Linked DNA regions of Homo sapiens: region 1 is linked to region 2. A link is a loop called in an ENCODE intact Hi-C map of the cell type or tissue named here. Cell type or tissue: Caco-2. All regions are shown on one strand. Links, peaks and the distances in the headings refer to the core of each region. The heading gives the core; the rest is flanking DNA.

Region 1 (6,940 bases), core at 703-5,702, 250 kb before region 2:
AGAAGACTAGCACTTTTTTCCTCATGCAAAGATGCTCTGCACACAGACAGGGCATGGTGGCTCACATCTGTAACCAGCACTTTGGGAGGCTGAGGCTTGTGGATCGTTTGAGCCCAGGAGTTTGAGACCAGCCTGGGCAAACATAGTGAAACTGCGTCTCTACCAAAAATACAAAAAGAAAAGAAAAGAAAAAAAAATAGCTGGGTGTGGTGGTGCACATCTGTAGTTCCAGCTACTTGGGAAGCTGAGGTGGGAGAATTGCTTGAACCCGGGAGACAGAGGCTGCAGTGAGCCGAGATCACACCACTGCACTCCAGCCTGGGCAACAGAGCAAGAACCTGTCTCAGAAAAAAAAAAAGATGTACTGCACACAATGTGCTTGTGTAGTTACTTTCCTCTAATTTACACAAAGGCACTTAGAGGCTAGTGGTAGCCCTAAATACCTCTGCCAAAGTAACAAATACATTTTAAAATTGTAAAACCCAACGAAGTATGTATTTCATGAAAACTAATGTAAATATATTATGGGTAACCTGGAAATATTTTCAGTCTCTGGAAAGAAATCTGTCAATACATAACCAGCTATAAAACTCTGTAATTTTAATTCAATGATTCTACTTTAGGGTATATTACCTCAAGAAGATAGATTCTCCCCTTTTCCTCCTCCAAAACCAGATATGTATACATAGCAGCACATTAATAACATCAAAAAATTCTGGTTAGGCCGGGTCCGGTGTCTCACACCTGTAATCCCAGACTTTGGGAGGCTGAGGTGGGCACATCACCTGAGATCGGGAGTTCGAGACCAGCCTGGCCAACATGGTGAAACCCCATCTCTACTAAAAATACAAAAATTAGTCAGGCATGGTGGTGGACCCCTGTAGTCCCAGCTACGTGGGAGGCCGAGGCAGGAGAATAGCTTGAACCTGGGAGGCAGAGGTTGCAGTGAGCCAAGAGTGTACCACTTCACTCCAGCCTGGGCAACAGAGTGAGACTCTGTCTCAAAAAAAAAAAAATTCTATCTGGGTATAGTGGTTCATGCCTTTAATCCCAGCACTTTGGAACACTGAGATGGGAGGATTGCTTGAACTCAGGAGTTCGAGACCAGCCTGGGCAACATGGTGAAACCTATTTTGTATATTACAAAATATACACAAATTAGCCGGGCATGGTGGCACATGCTTGTAGTCCTAGCTACTCAGGAGGCTGAGGTGGGAGGATGACTGTAGCATGAGACAGGGTGGAGGTTGTAGTGAGACAAGATCACACCATTGCACTCCAACCTGGGTGACAGAGGGAGATAGTGACTCAAAAAATAAATAAATAAAAATTAAAAAATTCAAAACACTATACATAGTCACACAATAGGCTATGTCAATACCTGAACTATTTCTATAAACTAATAGTATGTAAAAAAGGGCCAGATAAAAAACATCTAAACTGCTTGATGGCAGGATTGTGTATCGCAACCTCTGTAGCACCCAGCATGTGGCAGGTATGTTGCTCATTAAAAGTATGAAAACAGACTAAATTTGTATACTGTATTTACACTAATATAATATTGTAGCCTAGGCATGGTGGCTTATGCCTGCAATCCCAGCACTTTGGGAGGCTAAGGCGGGAGGATCACTTGAGGCCAGGAATTCGAGATCAACCTGGGCAACATAGTGAAACCCTGTCTCTACAAAAAAATTTAAAAATTAGCTGGGCATGGTGGAATGTGCCTGTAAGTCCCAGGTACTTGGGAAACTGAGACGGGAAGATCACTTGAGTCCAGAAGTTTGAGGCTGCAGGTGAGCCGTGATCATGCCACTGTACTACACTCGCCTGAATGACAGTGTAAGACCCTGTTTCCAAATATATATCTCAGCATTAGCATTTTTGGGTGCTATATATGTAACAATACTATATAAAACATATAGTATTGTTAAGTTATTAAGCATATATAAGTATCCAATTCCAATGAGGCTGGAAAAGACTAGAGCCATGTTGTAGAAGCTCTGGGTGCCAGGTTGTGGAGTTTAAACTTGACACTGGCACAAAGAGCTGCAGAATGTTTTTCAAGACAAGAAGCAACATGATGGGCTGGGTGCGGTGGCTCACGCCTGTAATCCCAGCACTTTGGGAGGCCGAGGCAGGCAGATCACTTGAGGTCAGGAGCTTGAGACCAGCCTGGCCAACATGGGGAAACCCCATCTCTACTAAAAATACAGAAAAGTTAGCCGGGCATGGTGGCAGGCGCCTGTAACCCCAGCTACTCGGGAGGCTCAGGCAGGAGAATCTCTTGAACCCAAGAGACGGAGGTTGCAGTGAGCCAAGGTCACACCACTACACTCCAGCCTGGTCAAAAGAGTGAGACTCTGTCTCCAAAAAAAAAGAAAAAAAAAAAAAAAAAAAAGAAGCAACATGATGAAACCAGTATCATAGGAAGTAGTTGAGATTATTTGGAGAAAAGTTAATGTGGGATAAAGATGTCTCCAGTACCCCGGTCTTGAAAGCTGGCAGAAGATTAGGAGTGAAAGATTCTTTGTTTATATATGGTAGAGGAGAGCCTGACTCTTAAGTGTAGGAAAAAGCCTGATATTCTTATTCTGTAAAGCTGGTTTAAAAATTTCTAATTAATTTGCTGTTACCCAGGGTGGAGTGCAGGGTGCAATCGTAGCTCACTGCAGCCTCCAATTCCTGGGCTCAAACAATCCTCCCACCTCAGCCTCCCAAGTAGCTGGGACCACAGGCACACACCACCCCCAACTGGCTAATTTTTTACTTTTTTATTTTTGTAGAGACAAGGTCTCACCATGTTGCCTAGGCTGGTCTCGAACTTCTGGCCTCAAGTGATTACTGCCTCAGCCTCCCAAAGTTCTGGGATTACAGACGTGAGCCACCATGCCGGCCTTTAATAGTCTTAATTTTCTGGAAAGTCCCAGCTGACCCGGTTCATCGTGAAGCTAGAAACACCCTGGATTTCCATGGGATTATCACTAGAGGGCAACCTAATCATATCCGCTCAAAGTGGTGTTCTCACATTAGCAGCAAGAGTGCGTTTGTGGCGTTTATTAAAAATGCAGGCTCTGGGGCTCCCCCTGAGACCTACAGAGTCAGAATTTGCATTTAAAAAAAATCCTCAGTGATTGGCTGGACTGCAACTCCTGGGCTTTAGCGATCCTCCAGCCTCAGCCTCCCCTGTAGCTGGAACTACATGTAGCGCCATGACGCCCAGCCGAAGTCACATCTTTAAGTAAGGTTCAGCTCTTGCAATCAGTCTGTCTGGGAAATCAAAGGGCATCAACCCCTCATAGCACGGTAGGAAAGGGAAGAAAGGGACGGAAGGAAGTGGCGCTGTCTATTATCTATGGGCAAGGCCTAGTGTTTTAACCAGACTGGATCTTGGTGGACAGGAGCCGCGCGTGGGAGTGACTCAGTGCATCTTTGCAGTTGTGCCTCCACATGAGGGCGCTGGCGAGTTTGGGGCAGTGGTCACTATAGGCTCCATTTCCACCTTTTATGCTGGTGGAATCCCACCAGCTCATATGGCATTTCCCTGGAGTCTTACTGCTCTCAAAGAGCAAGGCTGGGCTTGCCCTGGACCCAAGGAGATAGGATTGTGCAGAGGAAGTCTTCCGGGCTGGAAAAAGCACATTCCCAGAGCAGTAACCAGAACCTGGACCGTCTCTGGTTACAGTTCAACCACGTTCGAAAATCTAAAGCAACAGTTCTCAATTTACCAGCGCTTCAGAATGCCCTGGAGGGCTTGTTAAAACCTAGATTGCTGGGCAGCACCCACAGTGTGTCCGCTTCAGTAGGTCTGAGGCGGGACTGGAGAATTTGCATTGCTCCTGCTTCCCAGGTGATGCCGATGCTGCTGACTGGGGACCACACTTTGAGAAGCATTGCTTGAGGCCAGGAGTTTGAGGCTGCCGTGAGCTATGATTGTGCCACTCTACTCCAGCCTGGGTGACAGGGTAAGGTCTTGTTTCTTAAAAAATAAAATAAAAACCTATTGTAAATACCTAGGAATCCAACTTACAAGGGATGTGAAGGACCTCTTCAAGGAGAACTACAAACCACTGCTCAATGAAGTAAAAGAGGACACAAACAAATGGAAGAACATTCCATGCTCATGGATAGGAAGAATCAATATTGTGAAAACGGCCATAATGCCCAAGGTAATTTATAGATTCAATGCCATCTCCATCAAGCTACCAATTACTTTCTTCACAGAATTGGAAAAAACTACTTTAAAGTTCATGTGGAACCAAAAAAGAGCCCGCATTGCCAGGTCAATCCTAAGCCAAAAGAACAAAGCTGGAGGCATCACGCTACCTGACTTCAAACTATGCTAAAAGGTACAGTAACCAAAACAGCATGGTACTGGTACCAAAACAGAGATATAGACCAATGGAACAGAATAGAGCCCTCGGAAATAATACCACGCATCTACAACCATCTGATCTTTGACAAACCTGACAAAAACAAGAAACGAGGAAAGGATTCCCTATTTAATAAATGGTGCTGGGAAAACTGGCTAGCCATATGTAGAAAGCTGAAACTGGATCCCTTCTTTACACCTTATACAAAAATTAATTCAAGATGGATTAAAGACTTACATGTTAGACCTAAAACCATAAAAACCCTAGAAGAAAACCTAGGCAATACCATTCAGGACATAGGCATGGGCAAGGACTTCATGGCTAAAACATCAAAAGCAATGGCAACAAAAGCCAAAATTGACAAATGGGATCTAATTAAACTAAAGAGCTTCTGCACAGCAAAAGAAACTACCATCAGAGTGAACAGGCAACCTACAGAATGGGAGAAAATTTTTGCAATCTACCCATCTGACAAAGGGCTAATATCCAGAATCTACAAAGAACTTAAACAAATTTACAAGAAAAAAACAAACAACCCCATCAAAAAGTGGGTGAAGGATATGAACAGACACTTCTCAAAAGAAGACATTTATGCAGCCAACGGACACATGAAAAAATGCTCATCATCACTGGCCATCAGAGAAATGCAAATCAAAACCACAATGACATACCATCTCACACCAGTTAGAATGGTGATCATTAAAAAGTCAGGAAATGGCCAGGCGCGGTGGCTCATGCCTGTAATCCCAGCACTTTGGGAGGCCGAGGCGGGTGGTTCACGAGGTCAGGAGATTGAGACCATCCTGGCTAACATGGTGAAACCCGTCTCTACTAAAAAGTACAAAAAATTAGCCAAGCATGGTGGCAGGCATCTGTAATCCCAGCTACTCGGGAGGCTGAGGCAGGAGAATGGTGTGAACCCGGGAGGCGGAGCTTGCAGTGAGCCGAGATTGCGCCACTGCACTCCAGCCTGGGTGACAGAGCGAGTCTCTATCTCAAAAAAAAAAAAAAAAAAAAAAAAAGGCAGGAAACAACAGGTGCTGGAGAGGCTGTGGAGAAATAGGAACACTTTTACACTGTTGGTGGGACTGTAAACTAGTTCAACCATTGTGGAAGACAGTGTGATGATTCCTCAAGGATCTAGAACTAGAAATACCATTTGACCCAGCCATCCCATTACTGGGCGTATACCCAAAGGATCATAAATCATGCTGCTATAGCGATACATGCACACGTATGTTTGTTGCGGCACTATTCACAATAGCAAAGACTTGGAACCAACCCAAATATCTATCAGTGATAGACTGGATTAAGAAAATGTGGCACATATACACCATGGAATACTATGCAGCCATAAAAAAGGATGAGTTCATGTCCTTTGCAGGGACATGGATGAAGCTGGAAACCATCATTCTCAGCAAACTATCACAGGAACAGAAGACCAAGCACCGCATGTTCTCACTCATAGGTGGGAATTGAACAATGAGAACGAACACTTGGACATAGGGTGGGGAACATCACACACTGGGGCCTGTCGTGGGGTGGGGGGAGGGGGGAGGGATAGCATTAGGAGATATACCTATTGTAAATGATGAGTTGACAGGTGCAGCACACCAACATGGCACATGTATACATATGTGACAAACCTGCACGTTGTGAACATGTGCCCTAGAACTTAAAGTATAATAATAAAAATAAATAAATAAATAAATAAATAAATAAATAAATAAAAACCCATTGCAAACTGCCTAGAGAATTAAGTACAGATTAAAATACCACCTGCCCAAGCCCATTAGGATTTCAGTCTCCATTCAAGCAAACAGGCCTCCTACTTAAAAAACTGACCTGTTGCCTCTACCTCCATAACCCACCAGGTGGGGCTGCTGGGCTGCCACAAAGGAGGCTGGGGAAATTTCCACGCTGTCAGGGCACCCACAATGCTTTGAAGGGTGCCAAGAGCACCTTAGCTTCATCCTAAAGAATGTAAATATTTCAGGTTACCCATAACCAATAGCACAGTGTGCTACCCCTGGGTCTTCCCACCGCTCCCCACCACCTCATTAATTTCCCCCCACCTCCTTACATCACTCCAGGGCATTCTGAAGCGCTGGTAAATTGAGAACTATTGCTTTAGATTTTCCAACGTGGTTGAACTGTAACTAGAGAAGGTTCAGGTCCTGGTTACTGCTCTGGGAATGTGCTTTTTCTGGAAGACATCCTCTGCACAATCCTATCTCCCTGGGTCCAGGGTTTACAGTGAACTTTTTTAAGGTAAGGTATTGTATTCTATTAAAATGCAAATAATCTCAAGGGTGATGTCTTAGTCTGTTTGGGTTACTATCACTAAATTGAGTGGCTTATAAACACCAGAAATTATTTTTGTTCAGGAGGCTGGAAGTCCAAGATCAAGGTGCCAGCAGACCAGGATATGGTGAGGGTCCTCTTCCAGGTTGCAGACCGCTGACTTCTTGTATCCTCACATGGCGGGAAGAGGGTGAAAGAGCTAGGGTCCCTTTTACAAGGGCACCAATCCCATTTGTGAGGACTCCACCCTCATGACCTAATTACTT
Region 2 (6,940 bases), core at 861-5,860:
TTGATATTAACTGATTTCTGGAAAAAAAGAACCACTAATACTATGTAAAAAACACCCCCTTTGAAATGGTCTTCCATTCATTTTATTCAGCCTGTTATTTATCTACTTCAATTTTAAGAAAAACACCATCTGAAATCAAACTGGCACCAATATCCTAGTGATTAAAATGATTACATTTAAATTCCTTCAAATTGATTCCTTAAAAATTAATTCTTATTTTCTCATTTTCTTAACCATGCAGCATTAATTCTCAATAATCACCATAGGGACTCTTCTGGCTCTGCTGATGACAAGTTTTATGATCTTGGGCAAGTGGTTTATCTATTAGGGCCTCCATTTCTTCATCTGCAAAATGGAGATAATATGAATATGTACACCTAGATGTGTTGTCAGATTAGAAAGAATTACCACAAGTAAAGTGCTTAGAACAGCAACTCACACTCAGAAAACACCCAACGAATGCTAACGATAGTTATTTATTTATTTAGAGACAGGGGTCTCACTATGTTGCTCAAGCTGGACTTGAACTCCTGGGCTCAAGTGATCCTCAACCTCCTGAGTCGTGGGACTACAGGGATGCACCACCACACCCGGCTGACAGTTGTTATTCACATTTACCAATTTGCAACCAGTTTTTCACATCAGATAATCCATCCTTCTTCTTCCTTGCCATATATGATTTTTGGCTAATTAATTCCACTGAAATATACTAAGCAAAGTAAGCAAATTTCAAGATAAGATTATATAAAATATAATTGAGGAGACACAGCTGTCTCACTATTTTATTAATGCTAATATTCTTCTCTATAACTATGAATAGAAAAATAAAGAATTTTTTTTTTTTGAGATGGAGTCTCACTCTGTCTCCCAGGCTGGAGTGCAGTGGCACGATCTCAGCTCACTGCAAGCTCCGCCTCCCGGGTTCACGCCATTCTCCTGCCTCAGCCTCCCGAGTAGCTGGGGCTACAGATGCCCGCCACCACGCCTGGCTAATTTTTGTATTTTTAGTAGAGATGGGGTTTCATCATGTTAGCCAGGATGGTCTCGATCTCCTGACCTCGTGATCTGCCCACCTCGGCCTCCCAAAGTGCTGGGATTACAGGCGTGAGCCACCGTGCCTGGACAAGAATTCTTTTTAAAATGTTTCTAATTTTTAATTTTAATTTTTAGAGACAAGGTCTCACTCTGTCACCCAGGCTGGACAACATTGGTGCAATCCTAGCTCACTGCAGCCTCAAACTCCTGGGCCCAAGTGACCCTCCTACCTCAGCCTCCTGAGTAGCTAGGATTACAAGCACATGCTATCATGCACAGCTAATTAAAAAAAATGTTTTTTGCAGAGACGGGGTCTCACTATGTTGCCCAGGGGGATCTTGAACTCCTAGTCTCAAGTGATCCGCCTGTCTTGGCCTCTCAAAGTGTTGGGATTATAGGTGTGTACCATCATGCCCAGCCCAAGAATTCTTGAGAAAAGAACAACAGTGACTTTAATAAATTCTCAATATTTTTCCTCAAGTTAAAAATCAATTTTAAATTTATTTTTCAGGTACAATTTTTTTTCTATGTAAATCAAGTCAACAGGAATAATGATTACTTACATAGATAGCATTTACTCTCTGCCAGGCACTGTTCAAAACAAATTATTTAATCCTCAAACAACCCTATAAGATAGGTAATTTTATTATTTCTATTTTAAAGATGAGGAGCTGTGGCCAGAGAGGTTGCATAACTTGCTCAAGGACATTCAGCTAATAAGTGGTAAAATTTAGATAAGAGCCACAGTCTGGCTCCAGGGTCCATGTGCATAAGATTATATGATTGTAAAACAATAGCTAGATCAAAAACACAGACATTGGGCTAAAAGCTTTAATAAATTCTCAATATTATTCCTCAAGTTACAAATTCATCTTAAATGTATTTTTCAGGTACGATTTTTTTTTCTGTGTAAATCAAGTCAACAACAGGAATAACGAGTACTTACATAGATGACATTTACTCACTGCTTGGAGAGGAAATCCTGGATTTACTCTGTCGCCCAGGCTGGGGTGCAGTGGCGCAATCTCGGCTCACTGCAAACTCCGCCTACCAGGTTCAAGCAATTTCCCGCCTCAGCCTTCTGAGTATCCAGGATTACAGGCATCCGCCACCATACCTGGCTAATTTTTGTATTTTTAGTAGAGACAGGGTTTCACCCCGTTGCCCAGACTGGTCTCAAACTCCTGGGCTAAAGTGATCTGCCCGCCTTGGCCTCCCAAAGTGCTGGGATTATAGGCATGAGCCACCACACGTGGCCCAGCTCCAGAATTTCTGCTTGAGTCTTTTAAATTATCTCAATCTCTTTGTTAAATTAATCTGATAGAATTCTGAATCCCTTCTCTGGGTTACCTTGAATTTCTTTGAGTTTCCTCAAAACAGTTATTTTGAATTCTTTGTCTGGAAGGTCATATATCTGTTTCTCCAGGATTGGCCCCTGGTGTCTTATTTCATTCACTTGGTGAGGGCCTATTTTCCTGGATTGTCTTAATACTTTCAGATGTTTGTTTGTGTCTGGGCATTGCAGAATTAGGTATTTATTGCAGTCTTCACTGTCTGAGCTTGTTTGTACCCGTGCTTCTTGGGAAGGCTTTCCAGATAATTGAAAGAACTTGGGTGCTGTGATCTAAGCTGTATCTGCTTTAGGGACAATATAAGTTCAGTAACACTATGATTCTTGCAGACTTGTAGAGTTACTACCTGATGTTCTTGGATAAGATTTACCAGGCAGAGACTCTTGTTCTCTCCCTTTACTTTCTCCCAGACAAGCAGAGTGTCTCTCTATTCTGAGCCATCTGAAGCTTGGGGTGGACTAATACAAGCACCTCTGTGGCCATCAGGTATGACTGTGCTGGATTAGAGCTAAAGCCAGCACAGCACTGAGTCTTTCCTAAGGCCTGCTGTAACCATTCCGTGGCTATGGCCTATGTTCACTCACAGCCTGGGGCTCTACAATCAGCATGTGGGAAAGCCAGCCAGGCCTGTGTCTCTCCCTTCAGAGTGGCAAGTTCCCCCAGTCCCCAGGCAGGTCTAGATGCCATCCAGGAGCTAAGGAGTAGAGTCAAAAACCTCAGAAGTCTACCTGGTGTTCTACTGTATTGCAACTGAACTGACACTCAAACCACAAGATGCAGTCCTTCCCACTCTTCCCTCCCCTTTCCAATAGGAGAGGAGCCTCACCCCACGGCCAGTGCCACCACAGGCCCACAAGGAGTACTGCCAGACTACTGCTGATGTTCCCTTATGGTTCAAGGGCTCTTCAATCAGCATATGGTGAATGCTGCCTGGCCTGGGACTCACCCTTCAGACCAGTGAACTCCCGTCTGGCCCCAGGCAGGTCCAGAAATGCTGTCCAAGAGGCAAGTTCTGGAATCAGGGACTCCAAGAGCCTGCTTGTTGCTCTATCCCTCTGCGGCCAACCTGGTACCTAAGGTGCAAGACAAAGTCCTCTTTACTTTCCCCTCTGCTTCTCTAAAGCAGAAGGAGTCTCATCTCATAGCCATCACAGCTAGGAATGTGCTGAGGTTTACCTGAAGCTAGCAAGTCTCAGAGTCCCACCAAAGGCCCCTGACATACTGTTACAGTACATAGCTAGTGAGGCATGAGCAGAGCAGGAGAGGGCACTCCCCTGATAGGAATGTCAGGTGACTATCAGGTGTTGGGAGGCAGTTGTCACACTGTCTCTCTAAAATAGTAATTGGTCACAGCGAGCACCAGGGAAAGGCAGTCTCCCAATAGATAGAAACACTTGAAACTGGTGATCAGCAGATTCCCAATAAGATCTCAGGAGTTCAGTGGGTGGGCTCAAGCATGCATATTAAGAGGCAAAATATCAGAGATGAACTGGTATATGACTTTCCAGGGACATTCCACTAGTAAGGGAAGAATGTCTCAAGTGAGCATGTGTACAACTCCACTACACACTGCACATGCTCATTTCCCAAGTGCTTGCAGGCCACTGCACATGTGGACAGCCCACCCCAAGGGAAGAATAAGGGGAAAAGGAACGTAAGACCCCAAAAGTACACCAATGTATAAAACCCCAAGTCAAAAGGTCAAACTGTGTACTTGTCTTTCAAGTTGCCTGCTTGGCCCTCTTTCAAGTGTATTTCCTTCCTTTTGTTCCTGCTCTAAAGCTTTTTCATAAACTTTCACTCCTGCTCTAAAACTTGCCCCAGTCTCTCCTTCTGCCTTCTGCCCCTCAGTCAAATCCTTTCTTTTGGCCGGGTGTGGTGGTTCACGTCTGTAATCCCAGCACTTTGGGAGGCCAAGGCAGGTGGATCACCCGAGGTCAGGAGTTTGAGACCAGCCTGGCCAACATGGTGAAAGCCTGTCTCTATTAAAAATACAAAAATTAGCTAGGCATGGTGATGGGTGCCTGTAATCTCAGCTACTTGGGAGGCTGAGGCAGGAGAATCGCTTGAACCTGGGAGGCAGAGGTTGCAGGGAGCCAAGATCATGCCACTGCACTACAGCCTGGGTGACAGAGCAAAACTCTATCTAAAAAAAAAAAAAAAAAAAAAAAATTATAATTCTTTCTTCTGAGGAGGCAAGAACTGAGGCTGCTGCAGACCCATAAGGATTTGCCGCCAGTAACACGATTTGGTGCCATGACTGGGATACATTCTGCTACTAACATATTTTGGTGCCAATTGATTCTGATAACTTCCACTGCTCACATACTTTGATGCTGCATGACTCAGATACGTTCCCTTGTGGTAAGACATCTCTATGCCCTGCCTTCTCTGCCTGGAGGCATTCAACCTCCGTACACAATTTTCTTCTTCCTTTTTCTCTCGTGCTTACTAACCAAACCCCAGAACAATTCCTCTTGGCCATATGTGACTCTGTTCCCCTGGGCTGATTGCTCAGCTCACCCTGATTGGTGGCTCACAGGGGTGGGAAGTACCTTGAGGTTCACGCTGAGGCACTAATGGCTTTCCTGGACAAGGGGCTCACAAGAGTGGTAGGGCTAAAGCCTAAAACTGTACAATGTCAGGTTTCTTCTTCTTTTTCAGCTAAAATTTACTAAGAACCCTCACTGCCTATTCTTCTTTTTTTTATGTGTGTGTGTGTTTTGAAATGGCCTTGTGCACCTGCTGGACCATCTGCCTTGGGGGCAAGTCTGCCTCTTTGCTTTCACTTCACATGCCACATGACTTCTTAAACACACACTCCCTGTTATTTGTGTGCCCGTGGCTTTTACTGTGTTTGCATGGCAGCAAAGACACGAGCTCCCTTGCAGATATCCCGAGATTTATACTTGTTCTTACCCTACCAGCTTCCACGACTCTAACCCTTTCCCTGTCTGCTGGCACATGGCCAGGACAGACATTAATTGGAACTCCAGCTCTGCCAGCTCCTTGACTTACCACATGCTTTTTGTTCCTGTTATGTCCCAGGGCCAAGTTTTCCAGTGGGTTTTGAAGTAGTCTGTCCACCTGCATAGGGCCTCACTCTGACGCTTTAAGGATCCCACCTATTGGCTTTTTTGAGTTAGCACTCCACTGAGAGGAAAAGATATTCTTCCTTTGCCATTTGCAAGTTCTTACCCCAAGCCCCAAGTCCTCCGGAGATTACTACTTTACATCAAGAGGGCAAATAAATGGGGCCAGGCGCGGTGGCTCACACCTGTAATCCCAGCACTTTGGGAGGCTGAGGCTGGCAGATCACGAGGTCAGGAGTTCGGGACCAGCCTGGCCAACATGGTGAAACCCTGTCTCTACTAAAAATACAAAAATTAGCCATGTGTAGTGGTGCACACCTGTAATTCCAGCTATTTGGGAGGCTGAGGCAGAAGAACTGCTTGAACCCGGGAGGCGGAGGTTGCAGTGAGCCAAGATCACACCACTGCACTCCAGTCTGGGCGACAGAGCAAGACTCTGTCTCAAAACAAAACAAAACAAAAAACAAAACAGGAGGGCAAATAAATGTTAGGGCTGCTATTTTTGCAAGCATATGAAGGCTTTCCATGAGTATTCCTCTCACTTCCTCCTGTAGCTTCCATTCTCTAATTACTTCTACACCCTTCTCAACGTGCTTCAAGGTCATATTTAAAAGGGAGTCGGGAGGGAAGAACATGGGAAATGGGAATCTGAGAAAAGAGAAAATCACATTTTTTGCTAGAATGCTCCAAATGCGAGTCACTGTAAGGTCATGGAGACAAGGACATAGGTGAGCCAAAGGCTGCAGGGGCAAGAGCCCCATAGGACAGAGATGAAGGTTGGTCCCAGGCTAACAGATTACTGTTAGAACAGAGATGAAAGCAAGGTTAGGGTTACATGGCAAGATCGGTTATTCCAGAACCCCAAGGATGAACAGGGGGCCCACGGTTCACTCTAGTATCTCCTCTCTTCTCAAGTAGGTAATTGTGACAAGATGGAACCAAGGCTACTTGGTAGGACCGGTTCATTCTGGAACCCTAAGGACCACGTGGGATGCCTCATTCAGGATAATAGGAAAGTAGACGAAAAGCCTTCTTTTTCCTCTTTCCCTTTTTTTCTCCTCTGTTCTCTCTTCACAAACGGGTAATTGCATCTCCATACCAGAAGACACACCCCTTGGATGCATCCCCCAAACTGGGAAAAGTTTGATTCCCACCAACCTTGACACAAAAAACTAGTTTTCCTTTGTAATACTGTTTGGCCTAAAAAGGAACTGGGAGGAAATTGCAAAAGTCAGCCTTCGAACCAGTGACCCTGTGCAGGAGGGTCTAAAAATGAACTGGGAGGAAATTACAAAAGTTAGCCTTGGAACTAGTGACCTTGTGCAGAAGGTCCTCAGATTAGCCTTCTCAGTCTTTTATAACTGAGAGTAGAATAAGGAGAAGAGGGCTAAGGCAAAGGAGAAATGCAGGGATCAGAGGCAGGCTCAACTATTGGTTGCTTTACAAGCTCTTCCAGCTCCC

What was found. Hi-C counts contacts between places; a loop is a spot of excess contacts. Peaks named below come from ENCODE experiments on the same cell type or tissue, not always from the same donor. Only the 100,000 strongest peaks of a DNase experiment are listed, where the experiment ranks them.
Region 1: a loop joins it to region 2, with 9 times the contacts of the local background. A loop is called at or near these places in 1 of 110 quality-filtered maps.

What each region holds. Positions count from the first base shown.
Region 1 is chr10:32,206,986-32,213,925 of GRCh38, reverse strand. No RefSeq gene overlaps it. Among named protein-coding and RNA genes, the nearest start is that of EPC1, 140 kb to the left of the region's middle. RefSeq lists enhancers at 6,091-6,385, 6,131-6,425. In Caco-2, for the core only: CTCF peaks have their summits at 2,993 (motif pointing right) and 3,512; DNase peaks (open chromatin) are centred at 3,025 and 3,435.
Region 2 is chr10:31,959,784-31,966,723 of GRCh38, reverse strand. The region is part of intron 2 of LOC107984219 (a long non-coding RNA gene); the gene reads right to left. Among named protein-coding and RNA genes, the nearest start is that of ARHGAP12, 34 kb to the right of the region's middle. In Caco-2, for the core only: no CTCF peak of the experiment used is centred there; DNase peaks (open chromatin) are centred at 3,363 and 3,693.